Regions from separate parts of the Homo sapiens genome. Here region 1 is linked to region 2. A link is a loop called in an ENCODE intact Hi-C map of the cell type or tissue named here. Cell type or tissue: Caco-2. All regions are shown on one strand. Each heading gives the region's core, and the rest is flanking DNA. Links, peaks and the distances in the headings are about the cores only.

Region 1 (9,927 bases), core at 979-8,978, 130 kb before region 2:
TTTTTGTAGAGATGGTGTTTTTCTTGTCCAGACTGGTCTTGAACTCCTGGCCTGAAGTGATCTTCCTGTGTTGGCCTCCCAAAGTGCTGGGATAATAGATGTGAGCCATTGCAACTGGCCTACTTTTATTGTTTATATAAGATATGGGGTCTCACTGTATTGTCCAGGCCAGTCTCGAACTCCTGGGCTCAAGCAATCCTCCCACTTCAGCAACCTGAATAGCTGGGATTACAGGTCTGCATCACTGAGCTCACCTACCAGGCACCTTTACTTATGAAAATTTTCTTTATATATAAATTATTTTCATAAAAGAGGTTTTCAGAACTGTTTTTAATGTCTGTAGTTTCTCGAACTAACCAGCTTCAAGTAATATGCCAAAAAATATGTTTTGGGATGGCATATTCTGGTCTCCTGCAGTCATTTTTTGGGAGGGTATGTTCTGAGCCCCAAAATCTCTCTTCCTTTCTTTCCATTCCTTATACCAAGAGGTCCAACAGGCAACCAAGGTATTCAGTTACTTTTGTGCCAACCTAATAAGACACTATGGAGAAACTACAGAGTAGCTGAGAAAGCTACTGTGTTTAGAAGGAGAAAGAGCAAGGTAAAGTGAATTCCAATCAGCTTTTTGCTGTATTAGATGAAATAAGGAGTTCAGTGCTTTTGGTGACTAAAATGGCAGGTAGTTGCTCAGTAAGTTGCTTTGGGTATCCTGGACTCCTGCTTTTTCTGTACTTGACCTCCATATCTAGCCTGTTGATATAAGTCATGTGTGTCTTTTTTCTCTCTTATTTTTTCTGTGTTCACTGCTGCTACTCCATGGTCATGTCATCATCATGTTGCCTGGATTATCATGTAGATACTGAATTGGTTTCCTTCTTCCTCTCTGGATGTTTATTAGAGTCACCTAGCACTTAAAGTGTTCCGCTCCAGAATAATTATGTCATGATGGCAAGGAGAGCTAGCTGAAATACTAGACATTTTTTTTAAAGCCTCATTAATCATGTGACATCTAGGCATTTAAATGTCATGTCCTTTGTTTTTGGATGGTCAGTTTCCCTATTCCAGCCTTTTCGACAAAGGTAGCATCCTTCCTACTTTTCCTTCAGGTTTCAGGTGAGCCTTCAGGGGAATCCCCCGAGGGCTGTCCAGTGGAACTTTCCGCGATGATGGGAGATATTTGGTATCATTTGCATTGTCCCATGCAGTGGTGTTGGAGCTTAGGTCACGCTACCCCAAAATATGACTTCAGGAGCCCACAATATGCTACTGCAAAATATGTCTCTTTGTCATATTGGTTATTTAGAGTTGGTTATTTTGAGAAACTGTAGACACAAGAATAGCTCTGAAAAGTTGCCCTTTTGTCAGAGAAATTTACATCTATGAGGGAAATCTTTTTCCCTGCTCTGCAGTAGGAGGAGAGGGGCCGCTAAATGGAAAAGGCATTGACTTAAAAACTGCACAACAAATCTTACTCTTGTTTTCAGTTTTTTCCTGGCCATCCCCCTGTAACAGATTTCCCCATCACCCTCCACTTCCTTTATTTTAGCAAATGATGGTATTCCGCTGAAGTTTAAACTCTCATTGAAATCTACTCTGGAGATTTACTCGGTTCTCTTGAATTTTCTCGCATGTATGTTTGAGGTATACATATGAAACAACTCTTGTTAATCTGTCTTTTGTTACAGGGAGTCCCAGTTTATGAAGATAAAAAATTATTTTTTCTCTCCTATACCAGCCACTAGTTATTGAGCACTTAAACTGTTACTAGTGTGACTGTGAAACAAGTTTAAATTTTATTTAATTTTAACTGTGTTAGGTGCTTTAACTTGTGCCCTCACAGTACCCTGTGTACATTCCCCCATTATAACACTATAGTGTATGTATTCCCAACATTTTATTATTAAACATATCGCAAAGTTGAAAGAATTTTACAGTGTTCATCCCTATACCCATCATCTAGATTCTACCACTAATATTTTAATACATTTGTTTTAACACATATGCATCTGGACATTTCTGTATCCAACCATTAATCCTTTAAAAAAATACATTTCAAGATAACACCAGTATACATGGCCCTAAATACTTTAACAGGCATATAACCAACTTTTGTTTGCATGTAAAATTAATGTATAATGAAACGTCCATATTTTAAGTGTGTATTTGCTGAGTTTTGATAATCACATATAACTGTGTAACCCACACCTCTAAGCATGATGAGAACATTACCAGCAGTTCCCTCCTGCCTCTTCCCAGTCTGTCTTTTCTCTTACCCTCCCAAGCAACCATTATTTTGATTTTCTTCTGTAATGTCCTTCAGCACCCCAAAGAGCTTAGCATCATGCTCACCATAAAGGAGAAATGCGTTGGCTACTTAGTTTCCGTACGTGCCTTTGTGCACATATTTGAATACCAGTACAACAAAGCAACTTTATTTTTGCTATGGTCTGAATATTTGTGTTCCCCTCATGCCCCCAATTCATATGTTGAAACCTAATCTGATGTGACAGTATTAAGAGGCAGGGCCTTAAGGAGAAGGTGATTAGATGATGCCCTCATGACTGGGATTAGTGGCCATATGAAAGAGGCCTGAAGGAGCTTGTTTTCCCCTTTCACCACATAGGGACTCAACAAGAAAGTGCAGTCTATTAGGCCCTCATCAGACACTGAATCTGCTGACACCTTGATCTTGGACTTGCTAGCCTCTAGAACTATGAGAAATAAATGTTGTTTATAAGCCATCCAGTTTATGGTATTTTTGTTATAGCAGCCTGAATAGAAGAACTGAGACAATTTTCTAAGAAGATACAGCTATCCTTGCAGGGAAGAAATTCTTACCCATACCCTAATGGAGAAGACTCCTGGTTCCATCAGTCACGTATCCATCACTGGCTACATAAATTACTACTCTTACTCCATCACCATCCCACTCAATATTCAGTTATATAAAGACTAAATTGTAAAGTTAACTTCAGTAATTTGTGTATAAAATAAAATTGGGAATTAGGGAGAAAAATATGGTTAGTACAGTCAATTCTTGTTATTCATGGTGGTTATGTTCTGTAAAGTCATCGTGAACACTGCATTAGCAAATATTGAACCATTTCTCTTAGGGGAAATACAGGGTTAAGTTTCTGCAAGCCTCAAATCACAACTTATGTCAACAGATCAAGACATAACCTTGTTTTCTGTGTGTTTCTGTTTAAAGACACCTTACTATGTATGGTTGATCTATTAACATTGAACTTACAGCTAATGGCAGTGTCTTTCATATTTGAAGAAAGCTTAACTAAAACACGATTTTTTCAGTAAGGTACAGCCCAGCTTTCATGAGCATAGGAACACCTGACAGTACTTCAGTACTATGCTTGGGAGTCACTCAAAGTGGTGAAATCAGTGACAGGAAGCATACACAAAAAAGTGGCACCAAATGCACAGTGGAAAGGACAATTGTTTATACTATGAAAGCTGACACAGGAAGATGGAGTGTTACCTTGTTCAGCCTCAGCTGGAACATATGCTTGGAGTGATTTCAGTATTTTGCTACCCTGAACATGCATGTGTTCTTGAATGACTGAAAATGCTGTGAATATGAGTTTGGGGATTACGAATGAATTTTAGTGCATAGGCAAATTCACAAATACAGAATCTAAATTATGAAGATTGACTGTATATACAAATAAACATGTATATAATCAAAGAGAAAATATGCAAAGCTACTGCATAGCTTGTGTCTGTAACTGGTCTGAGGTGGTAGCTGAAATATGTGGCTTCCTTCATCTACTCCCTGTTCTATAGCTCTCTTGCCTTCTGCCAGAATTTCAGTTACTCTGGCTTTTTTTTTTTTTAACCTGATTGAGTGACTCATAAACTTTCCTTCTTGAAGGGACTGTGTCTTATTTGCTCTGTTTTTTGGTTGCTGTAACGTTTCATTAACCTTGTATTGAGCATGGAAGTAGTATGACATGCCCTAGGCAATCTTCTGGGTTCCACTTACCCTACTTTGCCTCCATTGCAAAATAGCACACTTGTTTGCCCTTGGTAATTCGGATTCATTTTTCCAACTAGTAGATTAACCAATGTTTTTGGCTTGTTGGTTTCAGTGACATAAGAAGTACAAAATGGCCATATGGGAGTCTCATCTTCCAATTAATCGGAAACATTGTTGTGTCCCCTTTGGAAGCATTTCTCCTTTAAGGACTAAGATCTCCAAACCATCAGAGCTCAAAGTTGCCAGGACTAGAAACAGAAATTTTGCAAGTGGCTTATGTGGGTATAATAATGAGAGGAGCCATGCCTGCTTCTACTTTTTGATTCCTGGACTGACATATTCTGGCTGTGGGCAAGATAGCATCATATAATGGTCTGTGATTGAAATAATAAACTGCAGCTTGTAAAACAGAGCCCCATCCTTTCAGGTTTTTGTCTCCTAACTAGTGCTGCTGCTGAAGTCTTCAGTAAGCCATTCTATGTGATGGAGTAATGGTAAAACCAGTTAATCTTAGTGTCATGAGCACATTGTCCACCTCTTTTGCTATGAAGTGAATTCCTTAAGGAGATACAGTGCTGTATAGAATGCTGTAATGATAGGTAATACATTCTGTGAGTCTATGAATGGTGGAGTTGGCAGAAGCATTGCAGGCAAATTCATATCTGGAATATGAGAAACGGATCCATTATGGAAGAGAACCAAATAAAATCAATCTGCCACTAGGTGGCCAGCTGTCTCTTTCCCACCCATGGTGCCATACTGGGAATTCAGTGTTGGTCTCCAGCATTGGCAGATCAGATGCTCTGCAGTAGCTTTAGCCAGATCAGTTTTTTCAGTTTTAGAAAGGACTAATCTGTGTGTGTGTGTTTTTTTTTTTTTTTTTTGAGACAGAGTCTCGCAGTGTCGCCCAGGCTGGAGTGCAGTGGCATGATCTCAGCTCACCGCAACCTCCACCTCGTGGGTTCAAGTGATTCTCATGCCTCAGCCTCCCCAGTAGCTGGGATTACAGGCATGCACCACCACATCCAGCTAATCTCTGTATTTTTAGTAGAGATGGGGTTTTGCCACGTTGGCCAGGCTAGTCTTGAATTCCTGACCTCAGGTGATCTGTCCGCCTAGGCCTCCCAAAGTGCTGGGATTACAGGCATGAGCCACCGCACCTGGCCTAATCTGTGTTTTTGAACCCATTCATAATCTCCATCCCTGCCACCATGGCCACTTTGTTCATGGGTCCATTGCACAAGCTTAGATATGATGGAGAAGGAGGTTGAGTGCCACCCATAGAGTATGTCATTTTATCTACCTGATTATTAAGAGCCTCTGCATTGATGTGCCCACCTAGTCTCTCATGGTTCAGTGCTGCTGCTTAAGTTTCTGTGCAACTCTAAAATCCCATCATCCGCACTGAATTCAACTTATCTCAATATTGACTTCCTCCTGTAGTCATACCTGTCCTACAAAGGGGAGTGACAAGAATTTTGAAAACCTTGTTAGGTGGTCCCTCACTAATACATTTCTCCCTCTCTCTCTCTCTCTTTTTTTTTTTTTTAATTTTGTTTCAGAGACAAGGTTTGCTCTGTCTCCTAGACTGGAGTATAGTGGCACGATCATAGCTCACTGCAGACTTGAACTCCTGGGCTCAAAGGATCCTTCCTCCTGCCTCAGCCCCCCAAGTATTAAATAGCTGGGATTCCAGGTGTGTGCCACCATGCCTGGCTAATTATTTTATATTTTTTAGAGATGAGGTCTCATTATGTTGCCCGGGCTGCTCTTGAACTCCTGGCCTCAAGCAGTTCTCCTGCCTTGGCCTCACAAAGTGTTGGGATTACAGACTTGAGCTACTGTGCCTGGCCACTAATAGGTTTCTAAATGTCTTAGTAAAAGGAGTGTTTTCTAGGCCCTCTCATGGACATAAGTGGCAATTTGGTGTGTAGGTAACACATGATAAATCCAGTCCAACCTTCCTATCTCTCTAAACCTTTGGATCCCTCTCTCTTATTATGCTAGGGAAACTTTGGAACCTCAGCCTTATTAAATGTTAAATTAATATAATTAATGCTTAATTAAATTAAACTTCAAGTTTCAGTCAGCCAATCAAGTAAGCTGTTAAAGCCACTTCCAGTTTTGTGAGTTAACACATTAAATGTGGGATCTCTAGTACAGAAGTAGTCAAACCTTTTCTGTAAAGGGTCAGATAGTAAATATTTTAGGTTTTAGAGGCCATATGGGTTTTGTCACAACAACTCTGTTCTGCTGCTATAGTGTGAAAGCAGCCATAGACAATATGGCCCATCCATTAATGGGCATGGCCCCATTCTAGTAAAACTTTAGTTACAAAAAACGGTTTGTTGACCTCTGCTTTATAAGTATATACATATAAATGAATTAGAGCCAATGTAGTGTTATATTTCACCCTCCTGGTCTAGCACCTTTAGAATCCATTGCCATACATGTTCTGTGGGATTGTGCTAGTTTATCAGCAGATCTTTTAGTGTGTTCAGCTACTTCCTTTGGGTCATAGTATATACCTGTTCTTCTGGAGCCTGTCAAAATTTGACATGGGTTAGTGACAATGGCAGTGGTTAGGGTGTGTCTTGAGGAGGACTGAACATCCTCTTTTAAGGCATCCACCATGGGTAAAGCTGTCCTCAGGTTTTTAAGCAGTGGAAGAGTCATCTCCTCAGACAAGGGGGGAAAACTACTTCTGGTAAGGGAGACTCAGACGGACTTGGGGGTTCAAGTTGGTCAGTTTCATTTGGGTCCAAATAAATATTCCCATTCCAAATTTAAGGATTCCATTCTTTACTAATCTGTCCCCTTTCACAGGAGAAACTTGGTGAGACCATGAATTCAGCTATTGTTTTAATTCAGCAACCCTCATAATTAAATTAAATTTTATATTTGATTTTCAGCTAAATCAGCTCTAAGACCATGACTTGATCTGAAAGTTGGATCTGAGCTGGTTATTTTCTCCCTGTAGGTGCCCCAGTGCAGCAGTCCCCAACCTTTTTGGCACCAGGGATTGGTTTTGTGGAAGACAGTTTTTCCATGGACTGGGTTGGGTAGGGGGAGGATAGTTTCGGGATGAATCTGTTCCACTTCAGATCATCAGGCTTTAGTTAGATTCTCATAAGGAATGCACAACCTAGACCCCTTGCATGCGCAATTGATGATAGGGTTTGTGCTCCTGTGAGAATCTAATGCCTCCACTGATCTGACAGGAAGCAGAGCTCAGGTGGTAATGCTCTCTGGCTTGCCGATCACTTCCTGCTGTGTGGCCCAGTTCCTAACAGGCCATGGACTGGTACTGGTCCGTGGCTGGGGGCTTGGGGACCCTGCTCTAGTGCTCTCAAAAGAACCCACCCCACATCAAAGTCCTTATTTTCATAATTTCTGCCATTATGGTCAGTTGCAGCAGCCACTTGGGCTTCTAAGACATGTCCCTCAGTACTTCATTACAGTCAACCAAAGTGATAGCTTAGTTAATTGTGACTCCAATACCTACTGTGGATTACTAGCATTTCATCTCCCATTGGCGAGGAACTTAGCACTGCACTGAAGCCCAAGGCCATGACCAAACCAGTCCTCGAATTGCATCTCTGTGGGCCTGTCTCCTAGGACTGCTCCCAATACCAATTGTGTGTCACTCATGGTCCGTTGAGGAGAGACCGAAATCATGTAGTTACTTAGAAAGGGGAAGTTTAATCTAAGAACTGTTAAGTTGTGATAGGAGAGTAACTAAAGATGTAAAGAGAACTCTAACGGATATTCTAGGACTAAGAGCCTCAAGGAAGGACCAACTTGCAAGAGGGGTCCCCTCTACCAGGCTGGGGTTTAGAGCTTATTGGAGAAGGTATAGCTGTAGCCCAGGTTTGCTGGTGGAGAAGATTGCTGTGTGGCTGGTCCATAGTAATTGGGCAAGCAGGAAACAATCCTTTCATGTATAGGTGAGCGAAGGCTGGTTAGCCTGTCTACGAAGGGAGTCCAGGTGCTTCTGTGGGTGTGAAATCTGGAGTGTGTGGGCTGAGGTTGCCAGATCACTGAGGAACTGGACCCCTGGGCATAAGCTGTGGCTAAGTACCCCTGGATGTCCTCCTCATCCATACCATGCAGCAGGAAGTCCACCCCATGACAGACCATGCAGCAGGAGCCAGAAGACAGTAAAATGCACCAAGCAGAACTAGGAAGTGTCCTTTCTGCAGTGTTGCTTCAGTGCCCTGTACTGACAAAGCATAACATTGTACTCACTGTAAAGAGGAAATGCCTGCAAACTCCAGGCCTTTATTGCAGTGCAGGTACCGAAGGATGAATTCAGAGCGGAGAGGCAACATATTGATAATTGGCCTAGTCCATCAGATCATGTTATTGATTCCACAGTAGTTCCCTGTTTTAAGACAAGTAAATATTCAAAGCTGTAGACAGGTCCTCTACTTCTTTGACCTCATACTACTATCTTCCTCTTGGCTCTGCTGCAGCCATCCAGGCCTTTCTCCTGTTTCTGGAACATATCTGCATGCTCCCGACTTAGGACCCTTGCTGGTCCCTCTTCCTGGAAGCTATTTTCCTAGCTGTCTGCATGGTGAGTTCCTCATTTTTTTCAAGTCTTGCTCAGATGTCAGTTTCTCAAGAAGGCCTGCCCTTTACGCGCTTATTTGCTACTCTAAGTCCCCTGAACTCCTTACCTCTTCACATGGCTTGACTTTTTCCACAGTACTTTTCACCCAACATACTATATAATTTACTTATTTATCATGTCTGTCTCCTCCCACGATAACATCAGGCGCCAGGACGGTATGAGGGGCAGGAGTTTTTTAATGTTGCTCACTTATTGCAGATACCTAAAATAGTGCCTAGTGCATTATAGGTGCTTAATAAATACTTAAATATTGTAACAGTCTCTATGATGTTCATTAAAGGTGAGATTCTACCTTCAAACAATTTTCATTTTATTATTCAAAATATTTTTACTACTTCTGCATTACACAACTTCCCTTTATTTTCTGGACTGGTTACATTCTTTTGACTGATTAGGTCAAGATGGGTACATTTTTTGTCTTGTGCTCCATATAATGAAATAGGGTTTGTATTTTATGTTACGTTCTTTACATCATTTTTCAGCTTCTGTGACTTTTCTCATCTGAGTAGATGACTGAGACAGATAACTATTTTTAATATTATATTTTTTAGAATTAAATCTTAGTTCGTGGAAAGTTAACTGATTGTTTTTAATTTTATTTTTAGGTGCTGAATGTGGAGTAAATGCAGATGTTGAGAAACATCTTGAATTGGGCAAGAAATTACTTGCAGCTGGACAGCTAGCTGATGCTTTATCTCAGTTTCATGCTGCCGTAGGTTTGTATCATGGAACCAAATCACTCAGTGTCTGTCTTAGTGAATTCTAGTAATAGCTCTTTTTTTAAAAATAACATTTAAAATAAACATTATTTCATGTTTAAATAAAACATTTAAATATATTTGTGGGATTCTGAGCGAAATAGATGGATAAAATAAATATATAACACTTAAATGTATGTGCATCTAACATGAGAGAAGTTTGAAGGTTAGTGAGGCCTGCTACTACCAAGGATAACTCAAGATATTTCTGACAAACAGCTTTTCTCAGTGTATTATTTGGCTTCTGACTTTTTTTTTTTTTTTTTTTTTTTGAGACGGAGTCTCGCTCTGTCGCTGTCGCCCAGGCTGGAGTGCAGTGGCACGATCTTGGCTCACTGAAAGCTCTGCCTCCCGGGTTCATACCATTCTCCTGCCTCAGCCTCCCGAGTAGCTGGGACTACACGCGCCCACCACCACTCCCGGCTAATTTTTTGTATTTTTAGTAGAGACGGGGTTTCACCATATTAGCCAGGATGGTCTCCATCTCCTGACCTCGTGATCCGCCCGCCTCGGCCTCCCAAAGTGCTGGGATTACAGGCGTG
Region 2 (9,927 bases), core at 744-8,743:
GACTAAAACACCAAAAGCAATGGCAACAAAAGCAAGAATTGAGAAATGGGAACTAACTAAACTAAAGCGCTTCTGCACAGCAAAAGAAACTATCGTCAGAGTGAGCAGGCAACCTACAGAATGGGAGAAAATTTTTGCAATCTACCCATCTGACAAAGGGCTAATATCCAGAATCTACAATGAACTTAAACAAATTTACAAGAAAAAATCAAACAACCCCATCAAAAAGTGGGTGAAGGATATGAAGACACTTCACAAAAAACGATATTTATGCAGCCAACAGACACATGAAAAGATGCTCATCATCACTGGTCATTAGAGAAATGCAAATCAAAACCACAATGAGATACTGTCTCACACCAGTTAGAATGGCAATCATTAAAAAGTCAGGAAACAACAGATGCTGGAGAGGATGTGGAGAAATAGGAACACTTTTACAGTATGGTAAGGCTGTAAACTAGTTCAACCATTGTGGAAGTCAGTGTGGCGATTCCTCAAGGATCTAAAACTAGAAATACCATTTGACCCAGCCATCCCATTACTGGGTATATACCCAAAGGATTATAAATCATGCTGCTATAAAGACACATGCACACATATGTTTATTGCGGCACTATTCACAATAGCAAAGACTTGGAACCAACCCAAATGTCCAAAAATGATAGACTGGATTAAGAAAATGTGGCACATATACACCACGGAATACTATGCAGCCTTAAAAAAGGATGAGTTCATGTCCTTTGTAGGGACATGGATGAAGCTGGAAACCATCATTCTCATCAAACTATCACAAGGACAGAAAACCAAACACCGCCTGTCCTCACTCATAGGTGGGAAATGAACAATGAGAACACCTGGACACAGGGTGGGGAACACCATACACTGGGGCTTGTTGTGGGGTGGGGGTAGGGGGTGGGATAGCATTAGGTGACATATCCAATGTAAATGACGAGTTAGTGGGTGCAGCACACCAACATGGCACATGTATACATATGTAACAAACCTGCACATTGTGCACATATACCCTAGAACTTAAAGTATAATAATAATAAAAAAAAATCTCTTTTGTAAAACTTCTCTCCCTTACTTATATACATATCTATACACAAACACATACATACAGACCTATGATTTTTCTTTAATGGAAACGAGATCAATTATAAATATTGCTCTATAACCTATTTTTTAACTTAAAATATGCTGCCAGCACAAATACATTTACCTTGTTTGTCTTGAAAGGCTACACTGTATTTCATTGTTTGTATCAATGTTTATGTAACCAATTGTCTATTGATGGACAGATTATTTCTATTTCATTGTTAAAAATAATGCTATAATAAACACCAATATAGACATCATTTTTCTTTTTTTAAGTTTGTTGAAGTGAATTGCTGGGTGAAAGGGTATACAAATTTTAAGTTTTTATACATATAAAATTTCCTTAACTTATACAGCTACTATACGTTTACTTGTATAAAAATGCTAACTTTCCAACATTCTCACCAATGCTCATTATTATTAACTGTTACCTCTTTCCCAATTTGATAAAAGAAATACTTATATATAAGAAAAAGATGTTTTTTGTTGAGGTAATTTTCCTTTCTTCCTTCTTCCTGCTTTCTTTCCTTCTCTCCCTCCTCCCTTTGTCATCCTACTTCTCTCCCTTTAAAAAAAGTCATATCATACCACTTACAGAATATTTTCTTATGAATTGAAATAGTATCTTTATCTATACTAAATTATTATACATACATGGGTGTGTATAATGAACTTTTTGAACACACCAAGAAAACTTTTTTTTTTTAAAGGAAAACTTTTTTTTTTTTTTAAAGTCAAGATGAAACAATTTCACGTTTATATGAGACAGTTTATACATAATCATTTCGGCTTCCCTAAACAGTAAAGCTGAGGAAAATGAGAACTGTATTCTGAACCACTGGGAAGAATTATTGAGAGTATTAGCCAATATAATCTAGTGAAAGTCTCTAACACACTGACCCGAACACAATAGGAGTTCAGGGGGTTTTTTAAGAAAGAGTGAAGAATAGGGAGACACAGGCAGCACTGACAGGGAAAGAGAATTACAGGACAATCAAGAAGTTTGTATCAGCTTTAAAAAATAAATTCAGCACATTTGTTGAACACTTATGTAGGGCAATGAAATGCCAAGGTAGCCACAGTTTTTTTCATAAAAGGAATTGAAGCAAATCTAATCCAAGTCATTCTCCAGCCCATGATTAAACATACTAGAACCACAAACACGTGGGGAAACCTCTGTTATATATGAGATTAATTTTGGAGATAGGAAATGATATTTTTAGTTAGCTATGTAAAGCTTTTATTAATTTTTAGGACTTGCTCAAATTTTCACATTTAGGAAATTCAGTGCAATCTTAAAGACAAACACTCCTTTTACTTTTATTTTTCACCTCTATGTTGTGTCAGGAGACTAATGTTACACTATCTATCCATATAGAGTTATGAGCTGAAGCTGTATCCATGGGGAAACAGATTATCTATGTTTTAAACTTGTAAGCTTAGTCTACACAAAAATACACCTTTAAATTATGCCACAGACTTTCTTAAAGAAATTCTTAATCATTTTATAAATTCACTAAGAAATGAGTCTGTAGTCTATTCTAATCTCATTAATGCAACGCATGTTTCAGACATCACAACACGTTGATGACTTACTTGTATCTTGCTTCTTGTTTTCAAGATGATCTAATAGTTGTCTTATCTCAGCATCATACTCCACCCATTCTGGGACAATTCTGGCAGCAGCTTTTAGTTTGGATTCTTTTGTTTTGGGATTATTGCACTAAAAGTTTAAGTAAATTTTGTTAATGAAAGACCATGCTCCTGGAAACATAAGGACAATGCTGTGTCACTAGGGCAAACAAAATACATTTTATAAAAAGCAGAGTCCTACTAAGTACTGGAAGTTTAATACACACAGGATCAGGTGAAATGATATATCACAACTTATGTATGTAATAATTGCTTAATACAAATACCTCAATCAGAAATTTAAATAAAAATTGTTGAAAGACATTCTGATGACTCATAAGTCTGTCAAAAAAAAATTATGTAAAACTTTTTGACAAAAGATCTAATTACATTACCACTATGTAGAAGAACATAGCAGACTAGTGTGCTTTGTAGGCACAGTAGAAAAACATGGAAATGGCATCTCGGTTCTCAGGGTTCCAACTCCATATTTACTAGTAGTAGGATGTGTATGTATCACATAATTATGTGTGTGTGTAGGGTGTGTAGCTTAATTTATTCAACTGCAAAAGAAATTAAAATAGGAAAATCTCTAAGGTTCCATCAATACACAATCAGTTTAAACTATTGAGTACTACTATAGAGTTTCTTGGGAAATTAAAGTTAAAAGCAAAAATTATAGAAGGTTGATAAGAGTCTGACACACTATGTATCTGAAGGTACAGCTGAAAGGATCTGCTGATATATTGGACGTGAGCTGTAAGTAAAGAGAGGCATCAAAGAAAGACAAAGCCACCAGTACCTTTGGCTTGAGCAATATAAAAAATGGATTTGCCATTTACTGAGACAGAAGACAATGGGAGCAGTATAAACTTCATCAAGTAATAAAGGAAGCCCATTCACTATTTACAAAGAATTAAGGCAGGAAGCAACTTGAAGCTCACTTCTGGTGACATTTTCTCCACTTGCTTTCCTCTTATTTCTTAGGGGAAAGCTATTAGTCATGAGCCGTGAGCCTGTTGTCTTAACCCTTTCCTCACCAAATATTTTCAGTTGATTCATTATGGATTTCTTTTCCATAGTGACATATTCCTGAGGTAAGTGGACAACACAATTTTCCTTGCAGAAATTAACTTTATAGGCAATGTCTTCTATATAGTGAAGATAATGGGACTAATTCTTTTTTTAATTCTGTCATACTATTAAAAAAATAAAAATATTATGTTTTGTTTAGCTATTTGTACTACATTGGGTTTGTGTGTGTGTGTGTGTGTATGTGTGTGCTCATGCATACACTCTATAAGCTTTATTAGTGTTTCTTAACTGGGTAATCATGCCCCTCGGGGAGCTTTGGCAAAGTCTGGAGAAAATGTGTGATGGCCGGGGAGTGGTGGGGTGCTACTGCCATCTAGTGGACAGAGGCCAGAAATGCTGCTGAATACCCAACAATGCACAGGAAAACCCCTGTAACAAAGAATTCTCCACTCCTCAATGCCAATAGTACTGAGGCTGAAAAACTCTGAGATGGAAAGTTGAGAGAGTATAATGACATTCATAAACATTTTCATTCCCACCTTCAATATTATTAGTCATGCTCTTTTCTTCTGTTAGGCCATTTCCTTGGGAATTTTCTGCATTCTCTTTTCTCCTCCATGAAGAATAGCATGTTCTCTCATTCTACTCTTAGTGTTTCTATGAGGGAGACGGGCTGAACACCAAAATTTGTGCCACTTCTCCTTTTCCTGGGTATTGGTATTGCTATTGCTAGGAAGTAGCTGTCCATCCAGGAATGCCATTTCTCAGCTCCTGTTACATCTAGATATGGCCACGTGACCAACTCCCACCAAGGGGCCATGCCTTTAGGATTCAAGATATATGTTCTCCACACTTTTTTTCCCCTTCCCTCCAGATTGGTACTATCCAATACAAATGCAATGAAAACCATACACATAATTTGTGGGTTTTTTCACTAGAAAAATACTAAATTTTTCTAGTAGCCATGTATAAAAATGTAAGAGGAATAGGTGAAATAAATTTTAATACTATATTTTATTCAACCCAATATATCCAAAATACTAAGTCAACATGTAATCAATACAAAAATTAGTAATGAGATATATGTTATTTTCATTGTATTGAGTATTCAAAATCTGGTGTGTACTTTATACCTTACAGCACATCTCAATTCAGAATAGCAACATGTTAAGGGCTCAACAGCCACATAAGGCAAGTGGCTACTGCACTGGAAGAAGCAGTTACAGGTGGACAAAAAGTACTCCCTGAGACATGGCACACAGGAGGGCTACTCAATGACGGAGATATCCACTTAGGTCTGCTGCTGGAATGAGTATGAAGCCACTGAATTTTGGGGGTTTGTTATGGTAGCTCATGTTAGTCTAAGTACTAAAGATCCCAAAATGACCTACACCACTACTGTATGAGCCACAACAGAACCCTAACAACATATTAGTAGTTGTGTTCAATAATGTTCTTGGCCTCTCTTTATGAAATTCCCTTGCTTACCTCTTAAAAATGCCTTTTTATTTGTTTCTGCTATATTCTACCAACTATGATTACATTCTAACATGCTGGCATGCTATTTTTAAAATATGTATTTCTATACATGTCTGAAAAAGTTCCTATATTTTGTTTTCCTGCTCTTTTTTGTTCAAAATTGTGTGAATTCTAACATTTTAATAGCTTATTCGTCAGTGAAGATCTTGTAAACAATTTTCTACACTTAGCACATTAAAAACAATATACTAGGAAAAAAACTTATTATACCTACTAAAGACAAGGTAGTAGTGGAATATAAAATCTAAATGGACAACAAATAAATTACTTTGAAATATTTTATGTTTAGGAGAGTTAAACTGCACAGCATAAACTGCTTTAAATGAAAATCTAGGAAAAATAATCTCTTAAAAATAAGTAAGAAAAAAGCATGTATGATATATTTTAAGTAGACAAAATTGTCTTGTTTGCCTTTATTTGGGGGAAAATATTGGCAGGATAACTAAACTGAAGACATGTCAAGATGATAGCTAATCCACAAACATTTTCAGCTAGCTCTCAGCCCTTTTTTTTTGTTTGTTTGTTTTTTTGAAATGGAGTTTTGCTCTTGTCTCCAGGCTGGAGTGTAGTGGCGCCATCTCCGCTCTCTGCAACCTCTGCCTCCCAGGTTCAAGCAATTCTCCTGCCTCAGCCTCCTGAGTAGCTGGGACTACAGGCATGTGCCACCACGCCCAGCTAATTTTTTGTAATTTTAGTAGAGATGGGGTTTCATCATGTTAGCAACGCTGGTCTCGAAGTCCTGACCTGAGGTGATCCACCTGCCTCGGCCTCTTAAAGTGCAGGGATTACAGGCGTAAGCCACCGTGCCCAGCCCTCTAAGCCTTTTTTTCAAAAGTCCTTTTGCAGAAAAGAGTTAATACAGAAAGCCTGAAATTGCTATTCTTAGAAAGACCTGCTTGTAAGTTTGGCTCCTCGCTGGCATCTGGGAACACAGGGTTCAGGATGGTTCTCACCATTCCTTTATAAGAGTAACTCACTGTGTCTAAATTATCTGTGCAAAGGTGTTTATGCTAAACACTTGCTTTCCTCCTGAGTGCTGGAAATTTAGGTGTGTCTCAGGCAGACAGTGCTATATGGTCACCAGCCCCCAGTAAAACCCCTGGACACTGGGGTTTCTAATAAATGTCCTTAGTAGGTAATACTTCACACTGGTTGTGGAATCTCTTATTGCTTGAGGAATGAAGCTTGTCCCGTGTGATATCACAGAGAAAGGACTCTTGGAATCTTGCACCTGATTTTCTCTTTGCCCCATGTGCCTTTTCCCTTTGCTGACTTTGCTTTATATCCTTTCACTGTGATAAATCAAGCCATGAATATGATTATATTTTGCATCTCATGAATCTCCTTAGTGAATCATCAAACCTCAGGGTGGTCTTGGGGGCCCCCAAAATAACCCTATACTTGCCAACCTAAGTAAATGTGTAATAGACTGAACAGCAGAAGAAGCGAAGTAATACGTATGCCACTCCCTTTGTAAAACAGAAAGAAAATATTTCTATTTAAACATTTCTGTATCTGCTTACATACAAATGAAAACAAAGACACTCACCAGATCAATTGTTTTGGCTCTTTGTTTGGATTCATCATCACACCAGGTTTCACACCACAGCCAGTCTTGAGGAAGAGACTTAATGGCGACTTGGTAAATCATATTATTGGGGAGATCCTACAGAAAATTGTGATTTAATCATAGACGTATGAAATTTAGAGTCAGAAGGAAAGAAGCTGAATGAAGTAAGACATCAGTTAGACTGTAAACAGATCATAAAACATATGCAAATCTGAGATTTCTCTACACTTTAAAGCTTAAAATACCTAAGGTGATCCAATCATCTTGTGTCATGAATGAATCCATGCACTGGAATATACCTACATCTCTCCTAGACTCTACCCCTGGGAACAAGGATGAAGAAGGAGGCATAGAAACCTACCATTCAATAGTCCCCACAATGGACAGCCTCACTACCTCTATCTGCCTCTATTGCTCACATTATGCCTGCAATTACTGTTCATATTGGTCACCACAATGCTCTCTGGATTCTGAGGTGAATTTTCATCTCCCCATTGGAAACAATGATCCATGAATATTTTCCCATTTCTGCATGCTCAGAGCTCTCTAAGTAAAGATTGCTGGCATCTGGGTTAATGGATGTTTGACTGGCAAACTAGCCTAGTAAGTTAGAGACCTTTGGAGAGAATCAGACAAATCTTCCCCAGAGATATTTGTTTATATTCCAGGGGTGGAGTCCTTCCCTTCCTTTCCCTATAGAAGATCTGCTTATATTCAAGAGCAAAGGCATGTTCCTCTCTCTCCAAGAGTATGAAGGGTACTTGTGCTGGTTGTCCTACATAAGCTCCAAGATTCACAATTTTAAGGTTCTTCTCTCAACATCCCTATTAAACATCACACTGAAAGTCCTAGCAAATGCAATAAGACAAGAAAAGGAAAATGTATATAGATTGGGAAGGGAAAAAAACCTGTCACTGTTTGTGATAACAGGATTGTTTATGCAGAAAATCCCAAGAATCAAGGGAAAAAACTTCTGGAACTGATAAGCAATTTTAGCAATGTTACAAGATAAAAAGTTAATATACAAAAGTCAACTGCTTTTCTATATACCAGCAATGAACAAACATAATTTGAAATTTAAGAAAACACACCATTTACATTAGCACCGAAAAAGAGAAATACTTAAACATAAATCTAATAAAATATGTTCCTCAACAAAATGAAAACTACAAAATTCTGAGGAAAGAAATCAAAGAACACTGAAATACATGAAGAGATATTCTATGTTCACACATAGGAAGACTCCATAGTCAAGATAACAGTTCTTCCCAGATTTATCTATAGACTTAACACAATCCCAATCAAAGGCTTAGCAAGTTATTTTGTGGAGATTGGCCAACTGATTCTAAAGTTTAGGGAAAAAGGAAAAGATCCAGAATATCCAACACAATATTGAAGAATAAAGTCAGAGGGCTGACACTACCACACTTGAAGTCTTACTATAAAGTTACAGTAATCAAAACAGTGTGGTATTGGAAAAATAAGAGACAAATACATCAATGGAACACAATAAAGAGCCCAGAAATAGAAAATTACCCATACTTTCTGCTCATTTTTTTTGTAAACCTAAGACTGCTCTAAAAAAATAAAGTCCGTTAATCAAAGAAAGAAAAACCTTAACTGTCCCTTCTGACACCCTTAGTTCCTTGGAATCCCTTCCTTAAATAACCTGGCCTACCATATTATCTAAGCTACTAACTCAAATGGTTATATACTAGACCAAGTCTTCTATACTTTCAATTTCATGGTGCCACTCTCTGACCACCTCTTGATTTTTGGCTCACTCCACTGAGTACTCAGATATCAATATCCTTTGACCCCTTGGAACCTCCAATCAACTGATTTTACCACTATTTCACTGTCCCTCATTCCTTGATGTATTCACCCCTATATAGTTATTCTTCTGAATATACTCTCAACTGTCTTATTCTTCTCTCACTTAGTTGTACTTTCTTGACAAAGTCATAGTCCTGATTAAATCTCAATCTCTGTAACTGTTCTCATGGAACTCAACATGGCTGAGTTCCATGAGTACAGGACACACACACACACTACCCCCCATGCCGACTGTTTTTTCATTTTAACCTCCTGAATATAAATCTTAGGGGAACTTTAATTCTGTCAATTATATATATGGGTCTACTCTGTTGTCACTTAGCTGATCTTTAGCTGATTATTTCACACACTGTCCTCATATCCTTCCCTAACCTCCATGTACCTAATAATCTACTTTCTGTCTCTACGAATTTGTTTAGTCTGGACATATCACATAAGTAAAATTATACATTATCAGGTTTTTGTGTCTGGCTTCTGTCAGCACAATGTTGTCAAGGTCCATCTATGCTGTGACATATTTCAGTACTTCAATCCTTTTTACAGCCAAATAATATTCCACTATATGAATTTACAACATTTGGCTTATTCATTTGTCAACTGATGGGCATTTGGGTTGTTTCCATTTTCCAGCTGTTATAAACAATGCTTCTATAAACATTTGTACAAATTTTTGTTTGGACACATGTTTTCAACTCTCTTGGGTATATATCTAGGAGTGGAACTGCTGGGTCATATGTTAACTCTGTTAAACATTTTCATGACCTGTCAAACTGTTTTTGAACTTGGTACACTATTCTACATTCCAAATAGGAGCGTATCATGGTTCCATTTTCTCCATATCCTTGTCCACTCTTGTTATTGTCAATCTTTTTTATTGTAGCTATCATAGCGAGTATGAAGTGGTATCTCATTGTGGTTTTGATTTGCTATTCCTAATGACAATGGCATTGAGCATCTTTTCATGTGTTTATTGGACATTTGTGTATCACAGAAGATATATCAATGGCTAGTAAACACATACAATGTCTATTTACATAGACATATTTCGTATTTAAATGTCTATTTAAATAAACATATTAAAATCTCCAAATAAACACATTTAAATCTCTGCTTAAAGACTTAAATGTACAATGTAAAACCATAAAAACCCTAGAAGAAAACCTAGGCAATACCATTCAGGACACAGGCATGGGCAAAGACTTCATGACTAAAATACC

Evidence for each region. A loop is a pair of places that touch in the nucleus more often than their neighbours do. Peaks named below come from ENCODE experiments on the same cell type or tissue, not always from the same donor. Only the 100,000 strongest peaks of a DNase experiment are listed, where the experiment ranks them.
Region 1: a loop joins it to region 2, with 7 times the contacts of the local background. A loop is called at or near these places in 2 of 110 quality-filtered maps.

The regions. Positions count from the first base shown.
Region 1 is chr13:95,699,995-95,709,921 of GRCh38, forward strand. It overlaps DNAJC3 (DnaJ heat shock protein family (Hsp40) member C3), which reads left to right. Exons shown (of 12, transcript NM_006260.5): 2 at 9,233-9,343. Among named protein-coding and RNA genes, the nearest start is that of DNAJC3, 28 kb to the left of the region's middle. RefSeq lists an enhancer at 7,142-7,431. In Caco-2, for the core only: a CTCF peak has its summit at 4,716 (motif pointing right); no DNase peak of the experiment used is centred there.
Region 2 is chr13:95,830,233-95,840,159 of GRCh38, forward strand. It overlaps UGGT2 (UDP-glucose glycoprotein glucosyltransferase 2), which reads right to left. Exons shown (of 39, transcript NM_020121.4): 37 at 6,854-6,970; 38 at 2,695-2,821. Among named protein-coding and RNA genes, the nearest start is that of DNAJC3, 160 kb to the left of the region's middle. In Caco-2, for the core only: a CTCF peak has its summit at 4,149 (motif pointing left); a DNase peak (open chromatin) is centred at 4,109.